Linked DNA regions of Homo sapiens: regions 1, 3 and 4 are each linked to region 2. Evidence: chromatin contacts called from ENCODE Hi-C or POLR2A ChIA-PET data. All regions are on one chromosome and are shown on one strand. The core of a region is the stretch at or near the end of the contact, and the rest is flanking DNA. Distances in the headings are between cores, read along the strand shown. Region 1 holds the start of GNAI2 (G protein subunit alpha i2). Region 2 holds the start of BSN (bassoon presynaptic cytomatrix protein). Region 3 holds the start of NAA80 (N-alpha-acetyltransferase 80, NatH catalytic subunit). Region 4 holds the start of IP6K2 (inositol hexakisphosphate kinase 2).

Evidence for each region. Hi-C counts contacts between places; a loop is a spot of excess contacts on that map. ChIA-PET counts read pairs that join two places held with the same protein, here RNA polymerase II (POLR2A). Pooled maps may share reads with other maps.
Region 1: a pooled map shows a loop between it and region 2 (11-fold over the local background). The contact joins the promoter of GNAI2 here to the promoter of BSN in region 2. A Hi-C loop is called at or near these places in 1 of 168 maps with a recorded cell type or tissue (PC-9) and 7 of 50 pooled maps. POLR2A ChIA-PET finds 5 or more read pairs at or near these places in 1 of 52 experiments (naive thymus-derived CD8-positive, alpha-beta T cell).
Region 3: a loop to region 2 is called in a map of CD8-positive, alpha-beta T cell, with 5 times the contacts of the local background. The contact joins the promoter of NAA80 here to the promoter of BSN in region 2. A Hi-C loop is called at or near these places in 1 of 168 maps with a recorded cell type or tissue (CD8-positive, alpha-beta T cell) and 7 of 50 pooled maps. POLR2A ChIA-PET finds 5 or more read pairs at or near these places in 1 of 52 experiments (CD8-positive, alpha-beta T cell).
Region 4: a pooled map shows a loop between it and region 2 (7-fold over the local background). The contact joins the promoter of IP6K2 here to the promoter of BSN in region 2. A Hi-C loop is called at or near these places in 4 of 50 pooled maps. POLR2A ChIA-PET finds 5 or more read pairs at or near these places in 2 of 52 experiments (CD8-positive, alpha-beta memory T cell and activated T-cell).

What each region holds. Positions count from the first base shown.
Region 1 is chr3:50,234,674-50,237,717 of GRCh38, reverse strand. It overlaps GNAI2 (G protein subunit alpha i2), which reads right to left and starts at 1,514. Exons shown (of 9, transcript NM_002070.4): 1 at 1,265-1,514. The coding sequence starts at 1,382. RefSeq lists a silencer at 1,307-1,766 and enhancers at 1,636-2,246, 2,247-2,857.
Region 2 is chr3:49,552,835-49,555,797 of GRCh38, reverse strand. It overlaps BSN (bassoon presynaptic cytomatrix protein), which reads right to left and starts at 1,321. Exons shown (of 12, transcript NM_003458.4): 1 at 972-1,321. The coding sequence starts at 1,195. BSN-DT (BSN divergent transcript) reads left to right here and starts at 1,432. Exons shown (of 3, transcript NR_038866.1): 1 at 1,432-1,757; 2 at 2,111-2,250. RefSeq lists silencers at 934-1,143, 1,214-1,513.
Region 3 is chr3:50,297,908-50,300,876 of GRCh38, reverse strand. It overlaps NAA80 (N-alpha-acetyltransferase 80, NatH catalytic subunit), which reads left to right and starts at 1,472. Exons shown (of 2, transcript NM_001200016.2): 1 at 1,472-1,664. It overlaps HYAL3 (hyaluronidase 3), which reads left to right and starts at 1,472. Exons shown (of 4, transcript NM_003549.4): 1 at 1,472-1,664. It overlaps HYAL1 (hyaluronidase 1), which reads left to right. Exons shown (of 4, transcript NM_033159.4): 4 at 77-984. The coding sequence ends at 394. RefSeq lists an enhancer at 1,739-1,878.
Region 4 is chr3:48,715,644-48,718,504 of GRCh38, reverse strand. IP6K2 (inositol hexakisphosphate kinase 2) reads left to right here and starts at 1,284. Exons shown (of 6, transcript NM_016291.4): 1 at 1,284-1,348.

The sequences.
Region 1 (3,044 bases), core at 265-2,764, 680 kb before region 2:
AGTGGGAAGCTGGATGGGGACAGCCAGTAGGCCCACCGTCTTTGCAAAAGGCCAGCTGGGATGCTCAGAGGCACCCTGGCCCACCCCCAGCTGGCCCCTCAACTCCTCATTCAGCTAGTCCACCATCCCCCTTCACAGGGTCCCAAGATCCAACAAGCCCCCCAACTCTCAGAGGCTACATCCCAGGCCTTGCAGCCCAGAAGGGGTGTGGGCAGCCCAGCACCTACTAGCAGATCTCCTGGGCTCACCCGCAGGGGCAGCAATATGTCGGCTGTCTCACCACTTCCACTTCCCCCCACTCCTCTAGCAGCCACCATCTTTTCTGGCCTTGGAGGCGGCCACAACCCTAACTCCTCCACTCTCTCTCCTACTTCCCAGACTGGCCTTCGAAACTGGAAAACATAGAGCCTCCTTGGGAAGCCTGAGGCCTGGCCCCCTCCCCCAGCGTGACCAGTGGAGCCTCAATCCAGCCCCGTGGGGGTTCTGCATAAGGCAGCCTAGGCCCTCTCCAACCCAGGGCTCCCGCCTCCTAGCCCAGCCCACTTGGTGCAGGAAGGGTGGAGGGATCTGGGGAAGGCCAGAGTGTAAGAGGACTTAGGGGAGGATCAGCAGAGGGTTTCGGGAGTGATGCCTGCAGAGAAGGATCTGGAGGGCAGGAAGCAGGGAGCAGGGCTCGCTGAAGGGGTTCCAGCTGGAGATGGGGCTCAAGAGCAGTTTCCCACTCGAGAGGTTCCTTGGGTCAGAGTGCACAGGTGGAGGATACAGATTCCAGACTAGGGATGGGGCACAGAAGGAGAAGGAGGGAGTGGGTGGGGGGCCTGGCAGGGGCCCCGCGGGATGCTCATGCCCAATAGGAATAAAAGGCGCAGGTGAGGAAAACAAGCGGAGCCTGAGGGTTGGGGAACAAGTGGCGGGCATCCTGGGGGTTTGGGCAAAGTGTAGGGAAGGATGGCGGGGCTCTGAAGTTCTGTGAAGCTAGTTAGCAAGGGGGGATGGCCAAGCAGGGCACTGGACCGCGGGTGTTGGGGCACTGTTGACTGGATTTGGAGGTCTGGGGTCTGGGATGAGACAGGGGTCTGGTCTAGAGTCTGGGCAGGATCAAAGGTCTAGTCCAATCTAGAGTTTTCAACCCTGGTCCTGGCCCAGGTGTGGGGTCCCAGACAGCCCGGGTCTGGGAGTTTGAAGCCCTAGTCTGGGAGGTCAAAGTCCTTGTCTGGGGATTCGAGCTGGGAATCAAGGATCCCAGTGCGGGACGCGGCCTCACCCAACAGCAGCAACTTCACCTCCCGCGCCGCCTTCTCTCCGTCCTCCCGCAGGTTCTTGTCGATCATCTTAGAGCGCTCGGCCGCCGCCTTGTCCTCGGCGCTCACGGTGCAGCCCATCCCGCCGTCCGCCGGCCCGGCCGCCGCCCGGCCCCCACACGGCCCACGGCCCGGCTCGGCCCCGCCCGACCCACTCCGCTCCCACCACCAGCCCTCTGCGGGAAGCACTCGGGTCGGCAGTTCCGAGCGACTGCGGGAGGCGCCTTCCCTACCGCCGCGCACCGACGGCGGGGCGGGCCGGGGGTGGGGCCTGGGCGAACCAAGCCTGTGACTGGGCCGGGGCGGGCTTGCAGGCGGGGCCAGAGGAGATTAGAGGCTGTTGATTGGCTCGAGGGCGGAGCGAAGGGGGAAGTTAGGCGCAGCCCAGGCTCGGGCCTGGGCTGCAGGCGGGGCCACGCGGAGAAAAGGCAATAGGGGTGGTTCCAAACCCCGGGACCCGGCACTGGGCGGGCTGCAGGCGGGACCGGGCTGTGATTGGGTGCGGAGCGCCGGGAGCTCTGTTGCTGGACAGCCGGGAGGGCGGATCTGTTAACCCGAGGGTGGGGATCCGGTGCCCTCGAGGGCAGAGCAGGAACCAGCCCTCTGAGCTTCTGCGAGTTGGGCGAGTTAGGTGGAGGAGGCGTGTCTTTGTCATTTGTTAAAGTTAATGAGTCCAGTAAACTTGTTTTGGGATCTACGAACTCGGGAGCCTTTCTGGACTGCGGTTTTCTCAGTCTTAAGGCGGGTTTACCGCCTTCTCCCTCTGGGTTGCAGCTAGTCGAAAAAGGAAAAAAAAAGGCCGGGCGCAGTGGCTCACGCCAGTAATCCCAGCACTTTAGGAGGCCGAGGCGGGCAGATCACTTGAGGTCAGGAGTTCTAGACCAGCCTGGCCAACATGGTGAAACCCCATCTCTACTAAAAATACAAAAATTACCCGGGCGTGGTCGTGGGCGCCTGTAATCCCACCTGCTCAGGAGGCTGAGGCGGGAGAACTGCTTCAACCCGGGTGGCGGAGGTTGCAGTGAGCCGAGATCGCGCCATTCATTGCACTCCAGCTTGGGCGACAGAGCAAGACTCCGTCTCAAAAAAAAAAAAAAAAATTGGTTTCCATCTTTACACCTTTGCCTAGGCTGTCTCCTTTAGCTGGGTGGCTTCTCATATCCATCCTTCCCCAATCTACCGGGAGGCATTCTTCGGCAGGCAGCCATCCTGGACTCCAATCTGGGACCAGGCAATCAGGACCCAAGGGAGAAAGGGAGAGAGGATGAGAGGGTGGAGAGGGAGGAAGAGAGGAGGGCGGGCAGGCAGGGTGAGGGGGTTGGGAGGGAAGAAAGAGGAAGAAGTTGCCACTGGACTTCTAGAAACAAAAGTGGCCATGATCTTATGACCTGTCTCTTCCATGGCCTGTCCACGTCTGGAGGTGGCCATGATCCCACATCCCACCCTCCTGTGGCCTGTCCCCACTGGGCAATGGCTGCAACCCTATGGCCAGGCAAAGGTGGGGTGGAAGCAGCAGTGTTTCTAGCTGAACATTTCAAGTCTTTCTGATCCTGTGCTCCAGGAGCAGCCCAGAGCCCCACCCTCGATTGGACATTTGAAGGGTCTGCCAAAAATTAACCACGAAGGCATTTTGTGTGACCCCAGTGCCATGAGGCTAGGAGGCCCCAGCCCAAAGGGAAGGCCCCTGAAGCAAGACAGGGTGCTTGCCACCAACAGCCCGGTGTTTAGCATAAACCCCTTCCT
Region 2 (2,963 bases), core at 72-2,571:
CTCCCACCCCCTGGGGGTTTTGCTACTCCCCAAGCCTATTTGGTGCAAAGATAATGCCTTCCATTTTATCGTGTCATCTCTTAGTAGTTTTCCTGAGTTTTCAGTCTACTGACTTATTATATATTGGCATTCCCTTACAGCCTTCATTGCCACTTGACTGTTTTTGCAGGACCTGGGTTGGCATACATTTAAAACAAACTGGTTTCACAGTATTTAATCAGATATGTTCTGTTTAAAGCATTCTGTGTGGGTTTCAGCTTTTCCACTGGTTTGATCTAAATCATAAGGTAACGAGAACATATCTGGTGCTGGATGACTCAATAGCATTTTTGCTTCACCCCAAAATGTTTCCCTAAACCTTGGTGAAAGCACATGATCCTATTAGTATTGTTGGGCCTAAATAAGCACCTCTTGGTGTCCAGTGGGCAATTTTCCTTTCCCCCAAAGGTGATTACAGCCACTAAATGCCCAAGGAAAGCCCAAGACCAAGTTCATGGTTCAACTATTTTCATCTCTCTGTTCCTCGCAGTGACACTTATCTTCCCTGACAGCCACTCCCATTGTGCTGTTTTCTCGGCCCAGCACAATGGACACATGCAGACACCAGCAGACAGGGAGGACGTTTTCCATCCCATTGCTCTCCTGTGCGGAGGGACCAGGTTAAGGTTACATAAGCCCCTCCTGAGCAGTCAGGCCCGAGCGTTGGGGAGAAGCGAATTTGGGGTTCGTGACGGAGTCACGGTCTGCAGGCCCCGACTGACCCTGCGCTCGTCATCCTGCCACGCCAAGGCGGGGCAGCTGGAAAGGAAGGGCCGCTTCCCGCGACCACCCAGTTCACGCCAATCCGGCAGGGTTCAGAGTGCGGCCGGACGTCGAACCTCGCTGTCCACACTAGATCGCGGGATCCTGGGCCCGGGTCCCGGCCTCAGGCTGCAGCTCACCGCCCCCCGGGCGCCGAGACACGCGCTTACCTGCCCGGGCCAGGGCCGGGACCGGGGCCGGGGCCGGGGCCAGGGACCGGTGGTACCGCGGTCGACCGCGCTGCTCCCGCCGCGGGGAGCTGTCCGCCACCGGCCGGTGCTGAAGGCGGCTTTCCTGCGCCGGGGCCGGGGCCGGGGCCCGGGCCGGGGCCGGCGCCGCCGGGCGGCAGCGGCCCGTCGCCAGCGCCGCCCTCCAGGCTGACCTCGTTGCCCATGGCGGGCAGGCGGGCGGGCGGGGTCGGGGTCGCGCTGCGCCCGGGCCGGCGGCTCCCGGGCGGTGCTCACACTCTCGGCGCCGCCGCTGCCGCCGCCATCTCCCAGCTCGGCTCGCGCCGCCGCCTGCCGCTGCGCATGCGCGTCTCGCGCCCCCTTCCCTGCACACGCCCCCCTTCCCCTGTGCGCGCTCCCGCCAGCCTCGGGGTCGCTGGGAAACAGCCGCCGGCGCCCGCGCATGCGCTGTCCAGGGCCGACGCGGTTGTATCATGCTGAGAAGGAGCCGGGCGGGGGCCGGCGGGGCTGCGAGGGCCCTGTGAGGAGGGGCACCTGCCACTAGAAGCGGCCTCTGGGACGTCGCGCTGAGCCCTGCTTTGGAGTCAGAGGGGCTTTCCGCCTCGGTGAACTCGAGAGTAGCAACTCTCCTCCGGGTAACCGGAGTGCCACAGCGGGCAGGCGTCATAAGGACAGGCCTCGGAGAGGAGAGGGGCTACCCGAGAATGGCCTCAAAAGTATGCATAGGAGTTGGGAAGGCAGAGGAACAAGTGTATTCAGAGACGCAAGGTCGTAGAGGGAAGGAGAGGGAGGGTGCTGGGTGGTCGGGCCGGATTGTGAGGGTCTTTAAGGCCAGCTGGGGAGTGGAGCCTTTATCCAGATGGCGATGGGAACCATCTGGGATTCACACTGAGGAACTGGGAGTCTCAGGAAGCGCCCCGGGCACAGATGGAAGGTGTGACAGGGCTGTGTGAAGCCAGCTGGGAGGCCACCTCAGTCAGCCCTGGGAGAGTGACCTTGGGGATGGAAAAGAGGACTTGATGGTTCTCAGGCCTGGAGCTGTCTCGATGCGGGGCCGCAGGTTGCCTCTGCATTACCCTGAGAGCTTTCCAAATTACTTCCCCGCTCCCTCACATTTACAGCCGGTTTCTGCCCGCTACTCAGGATTGTCTGCCGTGGTGGCTTCTCACACAAGCCTGTACTTTCCTGTGGGAGAATATTTCCTAGGAGCCTATATTCCAGTTCATCTCTGACGTCATAAATCATGACTGTGTAGAAAGGCGTGAGTAACTTGAACCCATTTTACAAACCCATTCAATTCTCCTAATGTTGCGAAATATATCACATAGGGTGTTAGCAGTTCTAACTGAACCTAGAATAATCCAGGGATCCCAGTGAATGCTGATAGCCAGCCTGCTGGACAGACCGGTGGCTGTGTCAGTTCTTGTGAGGAGGGGCCAGGACCCTCCCTGGGCCTTCCCCTGTGCACTCCGAGCTGCTCCTCCCGACCTCTGGGATGGAGCAAGTAAGAGAAAGAGGAAATGCAGAGCCCCCACTTCCTGATATTTTCTCCTGACTTCATACCTCCCGTTTTCACGCTAAACTGCCTGGCCCCTCTGGGATGACCTAGGATGAAGAGAGCCTCTCTTCCTGCAGATGATGGTCCTTGCTGTGTTTCCTCCTGTGCTGCAGGATGTTTGATACAGCTTCGTGAGTGGTGACTACATGTGCACATTTAGGCTCCAAAAGAGTCTGCACCTCAGCCCCGATAGGACCCTTGGCAACTGACTTAGGCTCACTGAGCCTCCATTTCCTATTCTGCAAAGTTAGAATCTTAGTAGCTCCTCGAATATGGGGGATTGTAAGGGTAGAGTGGCTGATGTAGATATTTTATTTTTTATTCATTTTATTTTTTTTATTTTTATTTTTTGGAGACAGACTCTCGCTCTGTCACCCAGGCTGGAGTACAGTGGTGTGATCTCGGCTCACTGCAAC
Region 3 (2,969 bases), core at 223-2,722, 740 kb before region 2:
GGTGAGTGCCTCAGTGCCCTGGGTGGGTCCATACATGGCCATGGTGTCCCTGACGCTATCCTCCCTTCCCACCTAGGAATCATGTCAGGCCATCAAGGAGTATATGGACACTACACTGGGGCCCTTCATCCTGAACGTGACCAGTGGGGCCCTTCTCTGCAGTCAAGCCCTGTGCTCCGGCCATGGCCGCTGTGTCCGCCGCACCAGCCACCCCAAAGCCCTCCTCCTCCTTAACCCTGCCAGTTTCTCCATCCAGCTCACGCCTGGTGGTGGGCCCCTGAGCCTGCGGGGTGCCCTCTCACTTGAAGATCAGGCACAGATGGCTGTGGAGTTCAAATGTCGATGCTACCCTGGCTGGCAGGCACCGTGGTGTGAGCGGAAGAGCATGTGGTGATTGGCCACACACTGAGTTGCACATATTGAGAACCTAATGCACTCTGGGTCTGGCCAGGGCTTCCTCAAATACATGCACAGTCATACAAGTCATGGTCACAGTAAAGAGTACACTCAGCCACTGTCACAGGCATATTCCCTGCACACACATGCATACTTACAGACTGGAATAGTGGCATAAGGAGTTAGAACCACAGCAGACACCATTCATTCCATGTCCATATGCATCTACTTGGCAAGGTCATAGACAATTCCTCCAGAGACACTGAGCCAGTCTTTGAACTGCAGCAATCACAAAGGCTGACATTCACTGAGTGCCTACTCTTTGCCAATCCCCGTGCTAAGCGTTTTATGTGGACTTATTCATTCCTCACAATGAGGCTATGAGGAAACTGAGTCACTCACATTGAGAGTAAGCACGTTGCCCAAGGTTGCACAGCAAGAAAAGGGAGAAGTTGAGATTCAAACCCAGGCTGTCTAGCTCCGGGGGTACAGCCCTTGCACTCCTACTGAGTTTGTGGTAACCAGCCCTGCACGACCCCTGAATCTGCTGAGAGGCACCAGTCCAGCAAATAAAGCAGTCATGATTTACTTAGCTGTTTACTGAGCGCCTAAAATGTCCAGGCCCCGGTATCCAAAGGGCACAGGAAAGGCTTGTCACTCTCACCAGATCTGACGTCAGTCTAAGGGCGGCTGCTTCCCAGGGTGGGGCCCAAATTTCAAGAGGAAGCCCCACCTGATCGGACCGTTTCCAAGCTGTCCTGGGGCAGGAGGCCGGCGGGAACCGAAGCTAGACTTGTCAGAGCCTGGGGCGGGGCTGGCGGAGGCAGAGCCAGCTGGAGGCGGGGCCTGCGCCTGGCTGAAGTGACGTGCTGGGCTGGGGCAGGGCCTGGAAGAAGCCAAATCGAGGCGGGACCTAAGCTGTGACGCAAGGAGAAGGAGGAGGGGCCTGTATGGGGCCGGGTGGGGAGGAGGCGGACTCAAATGGAGATGGGGTGGGGCTCAGCAGGGGCGGAGCCAGGGTAGAGACTGAGTCGGCGCCTGGCGGGTGTTGTGACGCGCAAACCAGGGGCGGGTTCTAAGCGGCGACGCGCGGGTGCTGGGAGGCCTTAGAACGCCGTGGCGTGCCGCAGGACGCGACGGCTGCAGAACATCCGCCGCACCGCTGGGGGCCAACGTTGTCGGACCGAGGAGTCCGAGGTGGCGACTGAGTGAGATACCCAGCTGTGCGGAGCTAGGACGCGGAACATCCCAGAGGCCAGCATCAACATGTCAGTACCGCACCCTTCCCATTTGCTGCCTGTAGGTCCACCCCGCGCGTGCGGTCCCCAAGTGGCCATGCCACCCTGCACGCCCTCCCCGCGTCAGTCGTTCGTTTCCAGACCATGCCGAGCCACACCTGCCCACAGAGTCGAGCTCTCGAAGTCCTCATTCCCAAAAGCTCCACAGCCTGTGACCCACTAGGAGGGAGGGGGAAACCGAGGCCCGGGAGAGACGGAGAAGCCACTCTCTGAGGACCCCGGAGCCCCGCCCACAGTGGGTGGGGTCGGCACTGAAGGGGTTAAGGCCGCGGGGAAGCCCCGGGCTCAGCCCTAGGGGCGGATCCTGGGGCTTCCTCCCTCTAGACCAAAGGGTGCGGCTGCTGCAGAGGTGGCTGATGCAGGTGAGGGGCTTACAGCCCTGTGAATGGTGTGGGAGGTGAGGGGAGGGGGGTGCCTGTTACTGACCAGTGTTTAATTGGCCTCAAGCTCAGGAGAGGTAAGGGGAGCCAGGAGGCCCCCTCTGGAGCAGGTGAGTAGAAGGAGGGGGCTCAGCTGCCCGCCCACGACTAGAAAACCCCCAGCATAGACCTGCCGGACGGCAGGACCTTGGTTAAGATGGGAAAACAGTAGGGTTTGGGCACAGGAGGTCTGGGCCCCCAACCTGGTGACCGTTGGACACCCTGTGGATATAGGAAGGAAGCTGTGGTCCTTATCTAGGGTGCCTGCGAAACTCAAGCCAGTGGGGAACCAAGCCTGCAGAGGCAATACTGCTGTGTGACTGTGGGCCAGGCCCAGTGCTGGTGCTGCTGGGGCCCCATCTGAGGAGACAGTTGGGTCTATATCCAAAGTGTCCTGAGATGGGCAGAGTTGGGAAGGGGGCCATGGGCTCCAGGTGGGGAAGGCAGTCAAGACAGGCCAAAGCTCAGCCTGATGGGTGCATGAGTGGGGCCCCAGGATCCACTAAGGCAGTGGGCATAGCCCAGGTAGTTGAAAAGGCTGGGAGCTGGAGGAGACTCGGAACATAGGGAGAAGAAAGGGACAGGAAGACTCCCGGGCAGTTTTTCCTATGGAGGGAACCTTGGGTAGGTTTGAGCAGGGGGTATAGTGTCTGCTTTGCATCTTCTATCCCATGCCCTAGTGGTGGACTAGGAGGACTACTGGAAGACAGAAGGCCAGCAAGTAGATTGGGTCGGCTGTTTTATAGACCTGGTGGTTACAGACCCCCTGTGAGGGGAGGTCCTGAGGAGGACAAATTTGTAGCCAGAGCAGGCTGGGGCCAGGACTCCTAGGTTCTGCCCCAGCCTTAAGCAGCTC
Region 4 (2,861 bases), core at 35-2,534, 840 kb after region 2:
TGAGATGCTATCACTCAATTTGGGGAAAGTGGGGTGAAGTAGGTTTGGCGGATGAGCCAGTGTTAGGGTAGCACAAGTTGCGTTTGAGATGCCAGCAACTGGAAGTCAGAGTGCAGATGTCTAGTTGACAGTGGGACTAGTGAATCTGCCACTCAGGAAGGGTCTGGACTGGACAAACACTTTTAGGAGTGATTGACATGTAGGTGGCATTTGAAGTCATGAGCCTGGATAAGATTTTGGAAGAGTGAGTGTAGACAAAGAGAAAACACACAGATGAGAAACTGGTGAGACTGGAGGAAACCAGGAGGACATGGAGCCCTGGAAACCACATGCTAAGGTGAGAGGAGCTGCTCACAGAAGTCTCTCCTATCCACTGTTATAAGGTCAGGGATATTTATTTATTTTCCTTTTTTGTTCACTGCTGTATTTCCAATACCGAGTGTAAGTGCTTAATAAATACTTGTTGAATTAAAAAGTGTATGAGTGAATTTACACCTTTGCAAATGCCCAGTACACAGGGCTGCAACATTGTTCTCCTTTACAGAAAGAGCAGAGATCAGGTAGGAGGCTCTGCCCATTCTCAGTGGCACTAACCCTCTCCTTTGCCTTTCACAGCTATGCTGACATTCACTCAGGTGAGAGCCCTTCTGTCCAACACAGGCCCAAGACAAATGAGCCTCAGACAAGCCCTGTGGTGTGGTGCTTGGTGGGAGCTGGGTTGGGCACTGGGTCATCCACCAGTCCCCAGAAAACTCTATGGCCACTTCTCTGTCCACCCTTCCATATCTAATAATCTGTCTGTCTGTATCTATAACCATTTCTTTGTCCACCGTCTACAGGCACTCTTTTGTCCCTCTTTCCGTCTATTCACATCCAGTCTTCTGTCCATCTGCTAGAGTGACCAACTTCCCAGTTTGTAGTGGACTGTCTCTGTGTTAGCATTGAAATTCCTGCATCCTGCGAAATCGCTCACTACTGAACAAACCAAGACTGTTGGTCAATCCATCTGTTTCCCAGGTATCCTGCTGTCCATCGGCCCGCAGCTAGTCTATCCACCCAACCGCCCGTCAGACCTCCGGCCCACCCTCCCAGACGGAGGACAATGCTCCGCCCTCTCTGGCCCCGCCCCCAGTCACCGCCTTTTCCGGAAGCTGCTGCAGCGAATCCTGGCACCCTAGCAACAGCGCCTTTCAGGCTGTCCAGTCCGCGTGCGCAGCTCCTAGGACGAGCCAATAGTGAGGGGCACCGGGAGCGAGGTGCAGGGGGCGGGGCTCGGCCTGGCCGCAGCCATTTTGGTGCGAGAGAAACAATAGGACGGAAACGCCGAGGAACCCGGCTGAGGCGGCAGGTAAAGCTCGCGTCCTATGGCCCTAGTGCCCGAGGAGCTTTGAGGGAGATTTTTTCAGGCTACTGGGAAACGGGATCTCTGATCATTGGAGTCTCCCAGGTTATTTGGGAAAGACTTCTTCCGTGGTCATTGTGGGGGAAATCTCCCGGGGTCCCTGTGGATTCGATTTCCCTGGGTCATTTGGGAGGAGGGTTTTTCTTCTGATCATTGGGGGAGGGATTTCCGTGGTTTTGGGGGTCCAGCATCCTCCCCGGTCATTGGAGGGGGTCTCCCGGGTTTGGGGGAGGGCAGGATCTTTCCTGGTCATTGAGATCTCCCCGGGTCTTGGGAAGCGCAAGATCTACGGTGTCATTGAGGGGTCTCCCCAGGTCATTGGCGGCCACGATCTCCCCAGATATTTGGCGGGTGGAGGGGTCTTCCCGGATCTTTGGATAGGGAGTCAGCTCAGCGCCTCAGGTACTGTTACCTGGGGTCGGCAGATGTGCAGCCATTTTGAGTGTTGAATGCCATTTGGGCCCGTCAGATGGTGTTCGATGAGGGAATCTACACACTTAACCTTATTATAGAAAAAATGCCTTTAAATGGATAAGAGGACACCTTTATAGTGATATTTCCACTCTTTACGTTTGATTACAGACCGCTTTTGTCTTTTGCATCCTAATGGCTTATTTCATTTTAGGATTGTATTCGTTCTCATATATCAACTAAGCTACACTAGCAGAAAAGTGAGTGAAAATAAAATGTAGAAACCAGTAAAATCCAGTGCTCTTAAATACCAGGGAAAACAGAACTAGTCACTGCTTGGAATTAAACATTTCCGTAGCAGAATGTACACAGAACAAAAAATCATCTTGAATAGTTTTAAGAAAAAGTACTGGCACTTTGGAACGTGGTAACAAAAATGTTGTAGATCATCGGTTCTATGATATTTTTAATAGAGGACCATGATTACAGTAATTTTGTTGAATTCTAGTGTTTAAAATGTTTGCTGTATTTGCAGTTGTAGCCAGGTAATATTTTAAGTGAACTAAGATGCTTATTTATATAGGTTGTTGCTGTGGGGTTTGTATAATTGCATCGTGTAACTTGGGTGTTAAGTATTTAAAGAGAAGCTTCAGGGTGTTGTTTTAACTTTAGCCACTATCAGAGTTAGAAAGGGCCAAATGAATACTTTATCACATTTGACATAATAGGCAAATTGATGGCCTAGTAACTTTTTTTTTTTTTGAGAAAAAGTTAAACTGTTAACTGTCATTTAAAATTTTTTTTCTATTTTCTGTGGTCTTGTCTGACATTGTCATTTCGATAGATTTACCTGCTTTGTGACTTTAGAATTCACAGGCATTGTTAGAAATCAAATGGAGAATCACTTGAGCCCAGCAGTTCAAGATCAACCTGGGCAACATAGCAACACCCTGTCTCTACAAAAAAAAAAAAAAAAAGAGAGAGAGAGAAAGAAATGAAATGGATAAGAACACTGACTAGAGTTAATACAATTGTAGAAACTAGCTTT